2 separate regions of the Homo sapiens genome follow, and region 2 is linked to region 1. Evidence: read pairs that join two places in POLR2A ChIA-PET (ENCODE). Cell type or tissue: PC-9. All regions are shown on one strand. Links, peaks and the distances in the headings refer to the core of each region. The heading gives the core; the rest is flanking DNA.

What was found. Peaks named below come from ENCODE experiments on the same cell type or tissue, not always from the same donor. Only the 100,000 strongest peaks of a DNase experiment are listed, where the experiment ranks them.
Region 2: POLR2A ChIA-PET joins it to region 1 with 10 read pairs; 7 of 35 experiments call an interaction of 5 or more read pairs at or near these places.

The regions. Positions count from the first base shown.
Region 1 is chr11:65,903,326-65,911,647 of GRCh38, reverse strand. No RefSeq gene overlaps it. Among named protein-coding and RNA genes, the nearest start is that of FOSL1, 7.1 kb to the right of the region's middle. RefSeq lists a cis regulatory region at 8,142-8,322. In PC-9, for the core only: no CTCF peak of the experiment used is centred there; a DNase peak (open chromatin) is centred at 4,855; H3K4me3 peaks cover 846 bases; H3K27ac peaks cover 2,852 bases.
Region 2 is chr11:66,258,325-66,266,646 of GRCh38, reverse strand. It overlaps KLC2 (kinesin light chain 2), which reads right to left. Exons shown (of 16, transcript NM_001318734.2): 2 at 7,825-8,063; 3 at 4,675-4,905; 4 at 4,455-4,524; 5 at 3,611-3,833; 6 at 2,900-2,987; 7 at 2,695-2,796; 8 at 2,428-2,601; 9 at 2,203-2,302; 10 at 1,575-1,624; 11 at 1,412-1,479; 12 at 884-992; 13 at 635-793; 14 at 430-554; 15 at 157-214. The coding sequence starts at 8,052. It overlaps KLC2-AS1 (KLC2 antisense RNA 1), which reads left to right and starts at 961. Exons shown (of 6, transcript NR_186327.1): 1 at 961-1,295; 2 at 1,427-1,504; 3 at 1,785-1,943; 4 at 2,767-2,956; 5 at 4,635-4,922; 6 at 6,805-7,080. RefSeq lists enhancers at 1-438, 7,773-7,852, 7,378-8,322 and a silencer at 7,983-8,232. In PC-9, for the core only: CTCF peaks have their summits at 1,503 (motif pointing right) and 8,039; no DNase peak of the experiment used is centred there; H3K4me3 peaks cover 940 bases.

The DNA.
Region 1 (8,322 bases), core at 56-8,055:
CTCTGTCCCATTTGGCTCCCACTCCCAGGCTGTGTGACTCACCCCCTCACCCCCCATGACTCAGTTTACACCGGTGCCCGGAGGTCCTCCCAGGATGGGTGGGGTGGTTTATTGGCCCAGCCCAGGCCTGCCAGCCTTTCATCCAGGACGGGCGTTTCATCCCACTCCTGGCCCAGAGCAGGAGCTGGCACCCATGGGGTACTGGGTCGGGGTATGGCCCAGGTCTGAGGAGTTAGGGGGAGCCTGAGAACTGGGTGACAGGCTCCAACTGTCTGAGCCTGGGTCTGCAGGAAGCAGGAGCCACTCCAAGAAACTTAAGGGGCCAGGCTAAGCAGGCAAATCCATCCTGGGCACTGACAGCAGAGCCCCTGATATCTCCCTTCAGAGGAAATTGCCCGTAAAGCACAAAATAAAACAGCAAGAAAATTCTCACTAACATTTATCCATCGCTTACTGTACTGGTGCCATGCTCAGCACTGTCCATGCCATGGCTCAGTCACTCCCCAGCAACCGTGAAAAGCAGGTCCGATTATTAGCATCTTTTTTTTTTCTTTTGAGACGGAGTTTCGCTCTTGTTGCCCAGGCTGGAGTGCAATGGCACGATCTTGGCTCACCACAACCTCTGCCTCCCAGGTTCAAGCAATTCTCCTGCCTCAGCCTCTCGAGTAGCTGGGATTACAGGCATTCACCACCATGCCCGGCTAAGTTTGTATTTTTAGTAGACACAGGGTTTCTCCATGCTAGTCAGGCTGGTCTTGAACTCCTGACCTCAGGTGATCCACCTGCCTCAGCCTCCCAAAGTGCTGGAATTACAGGCGTGAGCCACTGCGCCTGGCCAGCATCCTCTTTACAAGTGAGGGAACTGAGGCATTGAGAAGTTAGGGAATTGCCCAGCTTGCCCAGCCAGGAAGTGGCTGAACTGAAATTCAAACCCAAGTCGTCCACTGCCAGATCCCCTCCTGCCTGCTGAGTGATGCTTACTGAAGCAAGGATGAGGGGCCCAAAACCTCATCCCGGCCCCTGCCATCTCCATGGAAACCTCTAGTTTCAGGGTCCACAGTATGTAAACCACTCATCTGCAGGAAGGGGAAACTGAGGCTCCCAGAGGGAAAGAGACTGACCCGAAGTCACATAATGAAGTCACTTGAACTACTAGAGACCCAGCCAGGCTGGAGCTGTGTCTTTGATGTTCACCCCACAGTCCTGGGCTGGAGGGGTGGCTGGTGAGGGAAAGCGAGCCCCACTTTTTATGAATATTTTTCCCAAATCCTCGTCTGCCAGGAAGTCTTCTCCTACCCACCCCCACCACAGGTGGAAAGAACTCTTCCTTTTGGGGCTCCAGTAATGGCCCTGGCACTCTCTGGCTCCTCCCCCCAGCACTGTCTCCTTAGCACCAGGACTAGTCTGAGTGTCTGACCACCTCTCTGGGCTGAAAGTGCCTTGCGGCCAGGAGGACGAAGTTGCTGGGGTTTTTTTGTTTTTTGTTTTTCTGGAGTCGGAGTCTCACTCTATTGGCCAGGCTGGAGTGCAATGGCGCGATCTCAGCTCACTGCAACCTCTGCCTCCCGGGTTCAAGTGATTCTCCTGCCTCAGCATCTCAAGTAGCTGGGATTACAGGAGTGCACCACCACACCCAGCTAATGTTTGTATTTTTAGTAGGGACAGGGTTTCACCATGTTGACCAGGCTGGTCTTGAACTCCTGACCTCCGGTGATCTGCCCCCTTTGGCCTCCCAAAGTGCTGGGATTACAGGCATGAGACACCACCCCTGGCCTGGGACCAAGTCTTTTTTTTTTTTTTTGAGACAGAGTTTTGCTCTGTCACCCAGGCTGGAGTGCAGTGGCACGATCTTGGCTCACTGCAAGCTCCACTTCCCGTGTTCACACCATTCTCCTGCCTCAGCCTCCCGAGTAGCTGGAACTACAGGCACCCGCCACCACGCGCCTGGGACTAAGTCTTTAATCGTCCCTACCTCCCCGACATCTGGCTCCATTCAACTTTTAGTTCAGTTAATTCAGAAGAATGGATAAAGAAACTGTGGTACATCCATGCAGTGGGGGACAGAAGCCAGGCACAAAAGAGCACGCGGTGAACGATTCCATTGATGTGAAATTCTGCAACAGACAAAAGTAATCGATGACAACAGAAATGAGTTAAGTGATTTCCTGGGGTGGGGGAATCGACTGCAAAGAGGCAGGAGAGAACTTTCTAGGGGGATGGAAATGTTCTGTATCTGGATTGGAACGTGGCTACGCAGGTGTATACACATAACCAGCACATTAACAAAGTGTGCATTCTACCGAATGTAAGATAAACCACGACGAGGTAGCTTTTGTTTTCGTTTTCGTGAGACAGGCTCTCACTCTGTTGCCCAGGCTGGAGTGCAGTGGTCTGATCACAGCTCACTGCAGCTTCCAACTCCTGGGCTTAAGTGATCCTCCTGCCTTAGCCTCTCGAAGTGCTAGGATTATAAGCGTGTGCCACAGTGCTCAGCTAGATTTTTCTTTCCAGCGAGGCAGATCTACATATACTCAGTGAAAGATCTTCCAAGATTATTATTAGAAAACCAAAAAGCAAGAAACGATACGGGATGTAGATAGGCTACCTTCTGGGTGAAAAAATACGCAAGAAACTGGTTACAGTGGAGGGGAGGCTTCTCACTCTACCCCTTTTGTAGCTTTTGAATTTTAAAATATCTTAATGTATTACCTGGTCGAAAAAGAAATGCAATTAAATGTTTTAGTGTAAAGCAACATAAAAAATAAAAACGACGTTTTAAAATAATTTCTTCTCCAGGCCAGGTGTGGTGGCTCACTCCTATAATCCTAGCAGTTTGGGAGGTCAAGGTGGGCTGATTGCCTGAGCTCACGAGTTCAAGACCACCGTGGGCAACATGGTGAAACCCTGTCTCTACTAAAATACAAAAAAGTATCCGGGCATGGTGGCAGGTGCCTGCAGTCCCAGCTACTCAGGAAGCTGAGGCAGGAGAACTGCTTGAACCCAGGAGGAAGAGGTTGTAGTAAGTCAAAATCGCACCACTGCTCTCTAGCCTGGGCGACAGAGCAAGACTTCATCTCAAATAATAAATAAATAAAATATGATAAAATAAAATAATTTATTTTCCACATCCCCTTTTTATGGCCATCAACTTGGTAGATGCAGATACAGATATACATATAGATACACGCATATCCGTCTCCAAAATGCAATACCTTCAAACATTATTCCAAGCAGGGAGAATAAAAGGTAATGTCCTTCATTGCACGAGGGGACTGTATTGCTCATTGCATAAGGGATTAAGGGATTTCACTTGGGTTGGGGCTCGCAGAAGACCTTGCTGAGGAAATGGTGGGGAAACTGAAAGCTGCAGCATAAGAGTCAGCCAGGTGAGGGGACAAGGGAGGTCCCTTGGGCAGAGGGAGCCATCTGTGCAAAGGTGAGGGGCTCCGTCTGGCAGCCTGGGACTGAGAGTGAGCAGGTGCCTATGAAGGAAAATCCTGTGCATTCGGCCAAGCCCCGCCAGATTTACGAGGATCTGGATTCCGCACACTTTCCTTCCTCACTGTGTGGCTTTTAGCAAGTTGCTTAATCTCTCTGTGCTTCCATTTCCTGATCCATAAAATGGGTGTATTATACCATCTCTCTCACAGGGTTGCTGTGAGGATTAAACATGTTACTTGGAATGGCATCTGGTTCATCAGTGTTCAATGAGCAAGAGCCACTAGTGTTATCCTCTTAGCCCCTCAAGTCTCCCAGGCAGCACGTAACCTAAAAGAACACAGGGTACGCCAAGCACCCTTAGCCCATCCCTTCCCAGGCTTCAGGCCTTCCTGGGTAGCAATTCCAGCTGGGGTAGGTCCAAGTCTGAGGGTGAAATGCTCAGACTCTTAAAATTTTTTGTGATTAAAACTATCCCTAAGGCTGCAGGGTGGGAAGTGCTGAGCTGGAAGCTGTGGAGAGCATTCAGGGGAGAGAGGAAGGGGCCAGGACCAAGGAAAATAAATGTTTGTAGAAGTGAATTAAAATGCCATCTCCAGGTCAGGTGCCATGGCTCATGCCTATAATCCCAGCACTTTGGGAGGCCAGGGTGGGCGGATGACCTGAGGTCAGGAGTTCGAGACCAGCCTGCCCAACATGATGAAACCCCGTCTCCACAAAATACAAAAATTAGATGGCCATTGTGGCAGGCGCCTGTAGTCCCAGCTACTTGGGAGGCTGAGGCAGGAGAATCATTTGAGCCTGGGGGGCAGAGGTTGTAGTAAGCTGAGATCACACCACTGCCCTCCAGCCTGGGTGACAGAGCAAGACCCTGTTTCAAAAAAAAAAAAAAAAAAAGTCATCTCCAGATGTGGAGCAACTGGAACTGTTACCCATTGAACAACATGGGTGGGATGCAAAATGGTACATCCATGTTGGAGCACTGGTGGAGAGTACATTCGATTCAAGCTGAATGTACACCAACCATATGACCCAATAATTCCTCCCAACCCAGGCACATAGCCAAGAGAAATGAATACAACTGGCTCCCAAAAGGATGTATCAAGGATATTCATGGCAGCCTTATTCATAATAGTCCAAAACTGGAAGGCCCCCCAAGTCATCAGCAGGGGAATGGAGAATGGAGAGACCGATTGTGGAATATTTGTGCAATGGGATGCAGCAACAGAAAAGACCAAGCTACCAGGTCACTCAGTAACACAGATGAATCCCGCAGACATGTTGACTAAAAGAAGCCAGGACCAAAAGAGAACGTGCCATATGGTCAAATGTATATGAAGTTGAAGAACAGGCAAAACTAATCTATGATGACAGAAGTCAGAATAGTGGCTACTTATGGGTGGGGAGTGTGACTCAGAGGAGCCTTCCGAGTTGCTAAAAACATCATCATGATAAGGGTGGTAGTTACATGGGTTTATATAGATGCAGAAGTCATTGAGGCTGGGCTTGGTGGTTCATACTTGTAATCCCAATACTTTGAGAGACGGAGGCGGGAGGATCACTTAAGCTCAGGAGTTTGAGATTAGCTTGGGCAACAGCCTCCTCTCTACTAATAAATAAATAAATAAATAATTGGCATGGTGGCAGACCTGTAGTCCCAGCTACTTGGGAGGCTGAGGTTAGGGGATAGCTTGAGCCCAGGAGTACAAGGTTGCAGTTAGCTATGATTGCACCACTGTGCTCCAGCCTGGGAGATAGAGTGAGACCTTGTCTTAAAAATAATAATAAATAAGGCGGGGTGCGGAGGCTCACACCTGTAATCCCAGCACTTTGGGAGGCTGAGGCAGGTAGATCACCTGAGGTCAGGAGTTAGAGACCAGCTTGACCAATAAGGTGAAACCCCATCTCTACTAAAAATGCAAAAATTAGCCGGGTGTGGTGGCGCATGCCTGTAGTCCCAGCTACTCAGGAGGCTGAGACAAGAGTATTTATTGAACCCGGGAGGCGGAGGTTGCAGTGAGCTGAGATCATGCCACTGCACTCTAGCCTGGGCAACAGAGCAAGACTGCGTCTCAAAATAATAATAATAAAAAATAATGAATTATTTTAAAGTCATTAAGCTGAACACACTGATGTGTGCACTTTACTGTATGTGTGCTTGACTTCAATTTAGTCAACAATTTAAATCTAAGAGCTAAAACTATAAACTCTTAGAAGAAATCATAGGAGTAAATCTTCATGACCTCGAATTTGGCAATGGATTTTTACATTAGACACCCAAAGCATGAGCAACAACAACAAAAAGATACATTGGGCTTCAATAAAAAATAGTAATGCATCATTTTGTGCATCAGAGAACATTTTTCCGTCTCCAAAAAAAAAAAGAGAACATTTTCAAGAATGTGAAAAGACAACCTACAGAATAAAAGAAAATGTTTGCAAATCATATAACTGATAAAGGTTTAGTATCCAGAATATAAAAAGAACAACTCAACATTAAAAAAAAAAAAAATTGGCCAGGCGCAGTGGCTCACGCCTGTAAACCCAGCACTTTGGGAGGCTGAGGCGGTTGGATCACCTGAGGTTGAGAGTTCGAGACCAGCCTGTCCAACATGGAGAAACCTTGTCTCTACTAAAAATACAAAATTAGCCAGGTGTGGTGGCGCGTGACTGTAATCCCAGCTACTCAGGAGGCTGAGGCAGGAGAATCGCTTGAACCAGGGAGGCGGAGATTGTGGTGAGCTGAGATTGCACCATTGTACTCCAGCCTGGGTGACAAGAGCAAAACTCCATCTCAAAAAAAGAAAAAAAATTAAGAATGGGCAATGTGCCAGGTGTGGTGGCGGGCGCCTATAATCCCAGCACTTTGGGAGGCTGAGGTGGGAGGATCACTTGAGGTCAGGGGTTAGAGACCAGCCTGGCCAGCATGGTGAAACCCTGTCTCTACTAAAAGTACAAAAATTACCCGGGCATGGTGGCACATGCCTGTAATCCCAGCTACTTGGGAAACTGAGGCAGGAGACTCAATTGAACCCAGGAGGTGGAGGCTGCAGTGAGCCAAGATCGTACCACTGCACTCCAGTCTGGGCAATGGTTGGGAGCAGTGGCTCACACCTGTCATTTCAGCGTGAAGAGAGGTGAAGGCAGGAGAAGTACTTGAGGCCAGGAATTTGAGACTAGCCTGGGCAATATATTGAGACCTCATTTCTACAAAAAAAAAAAAAAAAAGTAAAGATTTGAATAGATATCTGTCCAAAAAACGCCCAGCGCGGTGGCTCATGCCTGTAATCCCAGCACTTTGGGAGGCCAAGGCAGGCGGATCACAAGGTCAAGAGATCGAGAGCATCTTGGCTAACACAGTGAAACCCCTTCTCTACTAAAAGTACAAAAAATTAGCCGGGCGTGGTGGCAGGCGCCTGTAGTCCCAGCTACTCAGGAGGCTGAGGAAGGAGAATGGCGTGAACCCGGGAGGCGGAGCTTGCAGTGAGCGGAGATCGCGCCACTGCACTCCAGCCTGGGCGACAGAGCAAGACTCCATCTCAAAAATAAATAAATAAATGGTTATATATACTCAGCCATAGAAATGAGCAAAGTACTGATACATACTATAACATGAATGAGCCTTGAAAATGTTATGCTGTGAACCCAGGAGGTGGAGCTTGCAGTGAGCAGAGATCATGCCACTGCATTCCAGCCTGGGCCACAGTGCGAAACTCCGTTTTTAAAAAAAATAATAATACTAAGAAAAGAAAATGTTATGCTGGCCCAGTGCGGTGGCTCACACCTGGAATCCCAGCAGTTTGGGAGGCTGAGGCAGGAGGATCACTTGAGGAGTGCAGGAGGCCGAGGCTGCGGTGAGCCAAGATTGGGCCACTGCACTCCAGTATGGGCAACAGCAAGACTCCATCTAAAAAAAAAAAAAAAAGAAGAAGAAGAAAGAAAGAAAAAAAAAGCAAAAATGTTATGCTAAGTAAAGAAGTCAGACAAAAGACCACATAATATATGAATGAGTCCATTTATTTGAAATGCCCAGAATGGGCAAATCCATAGCGACAGGAAGCAAATTAGTGGATACCAGGGGATGAGGGAAGGGGGAAATAGGGAGTAATTACTTCATAGGTGTGGGGTGTTTTCTGGAGTGATGAAGTTTTGAAACTAAAGAAAGGTGGTGGTTGTACAACATTGTGAATGTAATAAATGGCATTGAAGTGTACACTTTAAAGTAGTTAATTGTTTGTTACATGAATTTAATCTCAAGTAAAAATGTAAACTTCAAAGGCCAGGTGCGGTGGCTCACACCTGTAATCCTAGCACTTTGTGAGACCGAGGCAGGCAGATTGCTTGAGCCAAAAAAAATTAGCTGGGCGTAGTGGCACGCGCCTGTAGCCCCAGCTACTCGGGAGACTGAGGAGGGAGGATCGCTTCAGCCCAGAAGGTTGAGGCTGCAGTGAGCTGCGATCCTGCCATTGCACTCCAGCCTAGGCATCTAGGCATCAGAGTGAGATCCTATCTCAAACCAAACAAACAAACAAACAAACAAAAACAACATAGACTTCAATTAAAGAGTGAATAGAAACTGATAAACATAAATATCACCTCCAATGCCCTGGCCATGCTGAGAATGCACAGGGTGCCAAGCCTCCTCTCCTTCACTGCAGCCCCAAAAGGCAGGGATTCTCTGGGGCTCAGAGATGGGAAGGGACTGAGCCAGTCTTACAGAGCCACCAAGGCACAGTGGCAGGGTCCCTCAGGCCTCCCTGCCCCCAAACTTCCAGCGATGGCTGTGGCCCCCTGGGGTTCTCTCCTGGCCTCCCTGGGTGGAAGCTGGTGAGGTCAGAGGCCAGGAACGTTTCTGCAGCCACAAGGCGGGGGTTAGTGACTGAG
Region 2 (8,322 bases), core at 177-8,176, 350 kb before region 1:
GTTCCCCTCGTGTCTCCCCGTTGTCCAGCCCAAAGTAGGCCTGAGACAGAGCCAGGAACTGTTGCTGGATGAAGAGGCATGCTGGAGGGAAGCTTGGCAGCACGCATGCAGCCCCGGCCGCAGCTGCCCAGTGCCCAGACACCCGCCTGCCCCTACCTGGGTCGGCTCTTCCACGCTCTTGTTGAGGAAGTTGAGGGAACTGGCCCGCTTCATCCTGAGGGAAAAGGACAGCCTGGGATTTGCCCAAGGAGGAACTCACGGGAGATGGGGGCAGGGAGAAGGGTGGGGCTGGGGAGGGAACAGACTGGTGGGTGGTGGAGCCTGAGAGGGATGGGGAGGTTGCCTGGGGTCAGTGGGGCACACTCTGGGTCAGGAGCTCATCCGGGGTTGCTGGGTGGTTCTTGAGGCTCACCTTGGTGGGGGGCTCACCTGGGGTTAGGGGGCTCCTGGGGGGTGCCCCCCTGCAGCTTCTTTACCAGCATCTCACTGCTGCGCCTCAGGGCATCCCGGAGTTTCCCAAAGGAACCGCTGCGCCTCAAGGAGCCACTGCCATCCTGCAGGTGGACAGGCTTGCCTCTAGGCCCCGCTGGCCACCTAGGCTCCCAGCCCGACCCGGCCCAGGCCCCGGACTCACCCCATTCCACTCAGCTGTAGGTCCCACGTCCTCGAGGTCAGACTCAGACCGAGGCCCGGCACCCCCAGCCATGTCTCGGCTGCTGCGGCGGTCTCCCCGCCTGCCACTGCCATCTTTCAGCAGTTCTACCACCTTGGTCTGGCTTGCGGGGTCCAAACCCTGAGGGAGGGGCAGGGGCATCAGGCAGTGAATGGACCACACCCAGGGCCACACAGGTGTCTGCCCACCCCCTCCTGCATGGAGCCCCACCTGCTTGCGGTTACGGCTGGCACAGTCCTCTAGTGTGTGCGCGGCTTCCAGCTTGCCCTGGCGCCGGTATAGGGCCCCCAAGCTGCGCAGGGTGGTGTTGACTGTGGGGCTGTGGATGGGACAGTCTCAAACTCCATGTTCCCCCAGACCCAGGGCCCATCCTGGCACCCAGCCCACAGTGGGCCCTGAGGAAGCATGGACCTCCGGGGTAGCCAGAATCCATTCCTTCCCATGTCAAGCCCTGTGCTGGGCCCACCCAGCCTCTTCTGTCCTGGGGAAATCACCCCAGGGCTGGGGACCTGGCCCCAGGGCCCTCATGGGATGTTGTCACCAGGACCAAAAGCTGGGAGACCCAGAGCCAGAGAATTAGGCTGAGAATTGGGAGACAGAGCCTTCTTGGGACAGGTGACCTGTGAGTTGGGCCTTGCCAGATGAGCAGCAGAGGAGGGGTGTGTTGGGGGTGAGAGTATGGAATGTGGAGCCCGCCCTGCCGTGCCCTGCTCCCCAGCCCAGCCCCGCCCCACTCACCTGTCTACTTTACAGGCCTTGTACCAGCTGCCGTATTCCCCATAGGGGGCGCTGTCCCGGCGCTTATCCTGGAGGAAAGAATGGTCACAAGAAGTGAGAGCAGGCCCCCCTCTGCACATCCCAGCCTCCCCTGACAACCGCCCAGCCTGCCCCACAGAGCTACCTTGCTTTCCTCCCGCTCCTCTGCGTGCATCCAGATGGGCTTGTTGTCCCCTGGGGAGAGAAAGGGGACTGTCACCAGCCTACCATATAGGTCTCACCTGGTTGGGCTGGACACAGGACTGGGGTCAGGGGAGGGGAGACCACGGTTGGGCTTCGTTGAATGCATGAACAAGAGTAAGACCCAAAACACTGCTGACCCTCTTCTGGACAGAGATGAGCAGAACAGACCCTTGCACCTCAGGCCACAGCCCAAGACATGTGCTAGGCCTGAATGATGGGCCAGGCTCCGAGGGACTCAGGAGCAGATGACTGACCATCCGGGGCCAGAGGTGGTTTCCCAGAGTGGGAGACACTGGGGCAGGCCCTCAAGGTGAGCAAGAATCGCCAGTGGAGAAGGGGGATGCAAAGGCGTGTGAGGCCCTAGCAGGCCAAGGGGGCTGCGTGAGTTGGGTGTGTGCTCATGTGTGCAAACGTGAGCACAGGTGGCTGGGCACCATCTGAGGGTGAGGCTGGTGACCAGCCAGGCCAAAGCCTGAGGGCCTGCCCTGCTGAGGGATTTGTCCTGGGTGCTGATGGCAGAGTGGGCCTGGGATGGATGGGCTAGAGGCACCTGGTGACCACGCACTCACCATTGACAGAGCCAAACTCTTTCTCATGAGCGCGGGTGAGGATCTCCTTGTACAAGGTCTCCGCATCCTGGTACTTGCCCTGCTTCAGGTAGCAGGAAGCCTGGAAGCGGGAGACCCAGAGAGTGAGCGGGATGCATGCAGCCAAGCCTTTTTCTCTCCTTCTTCCCCAACCTCATCCCTGCCTCCCTCCTTCCCATCCTCCAGCTCCTCTCAGCCCCAAGGTACCAGGTTGTTCTTGGTCTTGGCCACATTGGGGTCATCGGGCCCGAGGCGTGTAGCATAGATCTCCAGTGCCCGCCGATAGTAATATTCCACCTCCTCAGCTTTGCCCTGGTTCTGGCACAGCAGGGCCAGGTTGCTGAGCTGCTTGGCCACATCTGGGTGAAACTTGCCCAGGACCTGGGATGGGAGAGGGAGCCAGGGGTTGGGCTCAGGGCTGCCCGGGCCCCTGCCTCCCAGACCCCCAGCCTGCCCAGCCCTGCCTGTTCCCACCTTCTCCCGGATCTCCAGTGCCCGCTTGCACAATGGCTCAGCCTCCTTGTACTTGCCCCTCTTGCCATACAGGACTGCCAGGTTGTTTAGTGTCGCAGCCACCTGGAGGTGGGAGAACGGAAGCTTCTTGACTCAGGCCCTGCAGGACTCTGGGACCTGCAGGGGATGGGGCACAGCCCCCACCTCCCACCCAACCCTCACTCACGGCTGGGTGGTCCTTGCCCAGTGTTTTCTCCCGGATGGCCAGAGCATCATTGAGCAGGTGGGCAGCCTCCTTGTACTTGTTCTGATCCCTGGGAGCAGGTAGGAGCATGGTCAGGGCTGTCCTCCAGCTCAAGGCCCTCCCCAATGGTCTGCAATCCCTGTGGTCACTCCTGTACTCACTGAGTGTGTATGACAGAGTGAGACCCAGAGTGTGGGGAGACCTGCTCAGCTCCTGCTCTCCAAGCTCCAAGGGCTGTAGGCAGTTTTCTCACAATTGGCTGGGGTGCGCAGTGCTGGGGTCCCACCGACTGCCTGGTGCCTAGCATTCCTGGGCGCCACATGGCTCTCCTGCTGCCCCTTTAGCGTGTCCTGCTCTCCAGGTCCCAGTGCCTTTGCTCATGCTGGCTTTTTGCCATGGGAACCTTTTCTAGCCCTCTTGTGTTTGGGCAAACTCACTTTCTGGCAAAGCCCCTCCTCCAGCCTTGGTGCCTGGAGAAGCTGTGTGGACTCCCCAGGACCCCTGGAGTCCTCATGTGCAGTCCCTCCCCAGTTCTGGCCAAGCCTCTCTCTTACACTAGACAGTTTTACTTGCATCTGTAGCCCAGCTCCACGCAGGTGGGCCACGAGTCCTGGCCCACAGCAGGCACCAAGGGTTAGTGATCCAGGGCTGGAGCCTTCCAGAAGAATTTGGGCACCCCCAGAGAGTCCTCACCGATAGACCAGTGCCAGGATGTTCAGCATGGTGGCAACGTCAGGGTGGTCGTGGCCTGACGTCTTCTCCAGGTCTTCGAGTGCCTGCTTGCAGAGTGGCACAGCTACCTCGTAGCGGCCCTGTGAGGCGTATTGGATCACCAGGTTGTGCAGGGTGCGGAGCCGGGCCGGGATCTCGTAGCCCCCATGCTGACCAGACACATCCCCTCCTCCTGGGCTAGGGGCTGCAGGGCCAAGGGCAGGAGGTCAGATGTACCATCTGCCCACTGGACTGGGATGGCACATGCCAGCTGTGCCTTTGAGCCACTTGACACATGGCCCTGGGCAAGTCACTAACCACTCTTTCTCAGTTTCCCCATTTATAGAATGGGTCTAGTTACCCCATAGAAAGAGGGGGTAGAGGCCCAGCTCCAGTACTTCAGGCTCTGTGTCCTGGGGCAAGCTGCCTAACCTCTGAGCCTGTGTCCCTGTGTACAGAGTGGAGGCCCCGATGCATAACCAGTACCATCAGCAAAGCAGGCACTGGCCCCATTGTGGCTGTCTGCATGTGCCTCCTTCAGAGGTGATTCGGAGAGGAAGAGAACTCTCCCAAGGGTCAGGGAAGCTAGTGGCAGAGCAGCACTGGAAGCCAGGCTGGTGACTCCACAGCTAATTGTGATGTCTGCTCACCACAGAGCTGGGGGGATGTGAGAAGCAGCAGCACGTACAACTGTTCTTGAAGCTCTAACACACTAGGATGTCATGATCAGAAGTGAGGCAGGAAGGAACATGGCAGCCACTCGGTCCCAAGGACCAAGAGTTCACACAACCTTTCCTTCCCCCACTCCAGAACTGCCCATCCGCACCTGGGCTCTGCTCATCCTCATTGGGGAACAGGTCATCCAGTGTGTCTTTGGGGACGTCCCCCTTCTCCTCCTGGGAAGGAAGACAGGATGAGCATCAGGGAAGGAGGCACAGGGCAGCCGGGGTGTCCATGGGCTGGGGTGGAGCCGAATCTGCTCCATGCTGCCCCTCCCTGCTCCCAGGCCTCCTTGCTGGGCAACAGTGACCATGGTAGGAGCTCACGTTAGGGGAGGCGTCTTCATCCAACTTGCGGATCTGGCTCATGAACAGCAAGTGCTGCTTCTCCTCCTCGAGCTGGGCCACGGCCTGCTCACTGCGCTGCAGCTTCTGCTGTGTCCCCGCCAGCTCCTCACGCAGCCACTGGTTCTCCTGCACCAGACGCCGCACCTGCGCCCGCAGCTTCTGCTTCTCTGATTCTACAGCCCCCAGGTGGCTCGACAATGCCAAGATCACCTGTGCAACCAGCCCAGGTAAGGGTCGGAGGCCTGTCGACCCCCTCGCCTATGACTGTAGCCTGGGCCTAGTTGGGCTCTGGCACCCAGTGAAGGGCCAGGCCTGGCCCTACAGTGAGGAGCTGCAGGTCTTTTCTCTGCTTGTCAAGGGAGAATCTCCTCAAGGCCCCCGACACACCATAATGCAAAGCCCAAACCCAGGAGGCTTGGGAGTCCCCAGTTCCTTCCTTCTAGGATCAGGAGAACCCCAAAAGGGCTAGTTGGGGTGCTGTGCTTTCCCTGAGCTACTAGCCCCTTCCTTCGTCTCTCCCTGGGTTGTACTCAAGCCTCTGCTGCCACAGCCAGTAGGTTACTGCTCCCTGCCTCAGGGCTAGCGCTTGCCCACAGAACTCTGCTAGATGGCTGAAGGACCACCCAAAGACTCCATCCCCACTTCTGCTGAGGGGCCACAGCATCCCCTGCCTTTCTGCAGCTCCCAGGTAGGGAAGGGGCATGTGTCCCAAATGCTCAGTTGGCATGAGGAGCCACAGGGGCAGGAAAAGTATCCAAAGGCCTTGGCCTCAACCCCCACCCCTCTCCCCAGCCTCTGCAACTCCTTTCCTTAGTTTCCAGTCTCTTCCTGCCTTCCTGCCTAGGGTCCAACCTCCCTTCTTGCTCTCTCTTTTTTTTTTTTTTTTTTAATTTAAGACAATGTCTCACTCTGTCACCTGGGCCGAAGGGCTATGGCACCGTCACAGCTCACTGCAGCCTCTACCTTCCAGGCTCAAGTGGTCCTTCCCCCTCAGCCTCCTGAGTAACTGGGACTACGGGTGCACACCACCACAGCTGGCTAATTTAAAAAATTTTTTGGCCAGGCACGGTGGCTCACGCCTGTAATCCTAGCACTTCAGGAGGCTGAGGCGGACAGATCACGAGGTCAGGATTTCAAGACCATCCTGGCCAACATGGTGAAACCCCATCTCTACCAAAAATACAAAAATTAGCTGGGTGTGGTGGCGCGTGCCTGTAGTCCCAGCTACTCAGGAGGCTGAGGCAGGAGAATCACTTGAACCTGAGAGGCAGAGGCTGCAGTGAGCTGAGATCGTGCCACTATACTCCAGCCTGGGCAACAGAGCAAGACTGTCTCAAAAAAAAAAAGAAAAATTATTTTTTGTAGATACAGGGTCTCATGAAGTCCGGGATTTAAGCAGTCTTCCCACCTGGGCCTCCCAAAGTGCTGGAATTACAGGCGTGAGCCACCACACCCGGCCTCCACCCTTTCCCAGTCCTTCCCGGTTCAGGATCATTTCTGCAGTTGTGTCTCCAGCTAGTCACACCTCCCACTTTGCTCCAGCTTCACACATGGCCTTGATGCCCATGCCCTCCGTGCAGATTGTTCCCCCTCTGTGAGAGTGCACGTGCTCCACCAGGTGTGCGGCCCCTGAGTGGTCCTCTCTACCTCTGACGGCCAACTGGCAGGGAGTGAATGTCCTTGCAGAGGGCCAGGCTGTCTGAGACCCTGTACTTTGTTGTTGGTTAGCAAATGCCTAAGTGACAGGTGTTTCCATAACCACTAGCTTTAAAAAAAAAAAAAAATTCCCCCAACAGCCTGGAAGTGTACACAGCAGATGGCATGATCCCTATTTTAAAGACAAGGAAACCAAAATGATACAACTTCCCCAGGGTTCACGTGCCAGGCAGGGGCTCAGCCAAGCTCTGAGGGGAATAAAACAAGTCTAACTCCTTGTACATCCCAATGGCTCCTGGACATCTCCAACTGCATATCATCCTGGCAGCCTCAATTAAAGGAGGCCAAAACAGAGTTCTGATCCACCAAGGCCCTCTCCTCCCTTAATTTGCTTAAATCACAAACTTGGGAGTGATGCTGCCTTCCTCTCTCTCTCCCTTATTCCACCCCCAGGTCTTGCTGGACCTACCTCCAGAACATCCAGAACTGGTCCCTTTTCTCCACCGTCATAGCCACCCCTTAATTCCAAGCACCAGCTCTCATTTGAATTCCAGCAGTGGCTTCCTAACCACTCATTGGAGAGTGATTCCATCCTCGACCCACTGAGGTTTATTCTCCACATCTCAGCCAGAGAGAGTTTTTAGAAACTCAAGTCAGACTGTGTTGCCTGCCTGCTTAAAGCCCTCCAGAGGCTTTCTGATTTCCTGAGAATAAAACCCAAACCAACCAGGCCATGATCTGGTTCTTGGCTTCTCCCCAGGCCTCTTCTGTCCCTGTCTCCCTTCCATGAAGCTCCAGTCACACAGTTCTTCCCTGAGTTCCTCCACCACAAGCTCTTTCCTACCCCAGGACCTTTGCACATGCAACTTCTCCCCTGCCTCCCTTTCCTGGAGGCTGGTTCATTTCTTCCCTCAGGTTTCAGTTTGTCATTTCCTCACAGAAGTCCTGCCTGACCAGTAGACAAGACTCGCTGCTGCGAGCTATCATAAAATCTTGTTCTTTTCTCTGCAGAACTCATCACAATTTGTAACAACCAATTATTTCTGTATGTGTGTTTTTGTCTCTAATAGGGCAGGAATCTTGTCTATTTTGTTGGGCCCTGTATCCACCTAACACCCTGGCTGGCCCTCAATAACTCATCTGTTAACGAGTGAATAGAAGAATTAATTGGTGGGAGGCTATGTTTCCTTAAGGATTTTCTTTCTGTTCTCATATGCCATCCAGTCTCCCTTAGGTAGAGGGGAGCCGGAAATGGGGCTCTGCGTGGGGGCAAGGGTGATCATGGTCTCTTAGGGCAGGGCTGGGGTCGCCAAAGTGCATTTATTTCTTCAAAAGGTATTTACTGGGGTCCTAACATGGGGCTCCAGGAAACAGACGGTTCCCTGCTCAGATTCTTCTCCTACATTACCGGATTCCTCTTGAAGGCTCGATCCCTCCAGTGACCTCCCACCTCAGTGCCCCAGACTGACCTACCTGGGCCTCCCCCAGCCCAAGCTCAATGGCTTCCAGGGAGCGACGCAGGAGGATGCAGCGCTCCTGCGAGCCAGGCTCGGCTTCGCCGGCCTCAGGTGCAACCAGAGGAGCCAGCAGGGCACGATGCTCCCCACGCAGAGTCTCCAGTCCCTGGATGACAGCCTTGGTGCCCAGCACGATCTCATCCTGGCTCAGCTTCTCCTCCCGCGGAAACACCATCATGGCCATGGCTGTGGCGTCTGTGAGGACGAGGGTGCGGGCAGGCGGGCGCCGGGCCTGGGGCCACACCGCCGTCCGCCCCGGATTAGGTAAACAGGCGGTCCCCGGACGCCTGAGTCTCCCGTGTGCCCAGGTCCCCCAGCCGGCAGCCCGCACCGTGCCCGCGCTTGGCCTACAGAGGGCGCGCCTAGCTTGTCTAGGCCTGGGAGACGCAATGCGGTGCAGCCGGATCCTGCTTCGGCCCCAGACCACCGGCTCAGGCCGACTTAGGCGGCTCAG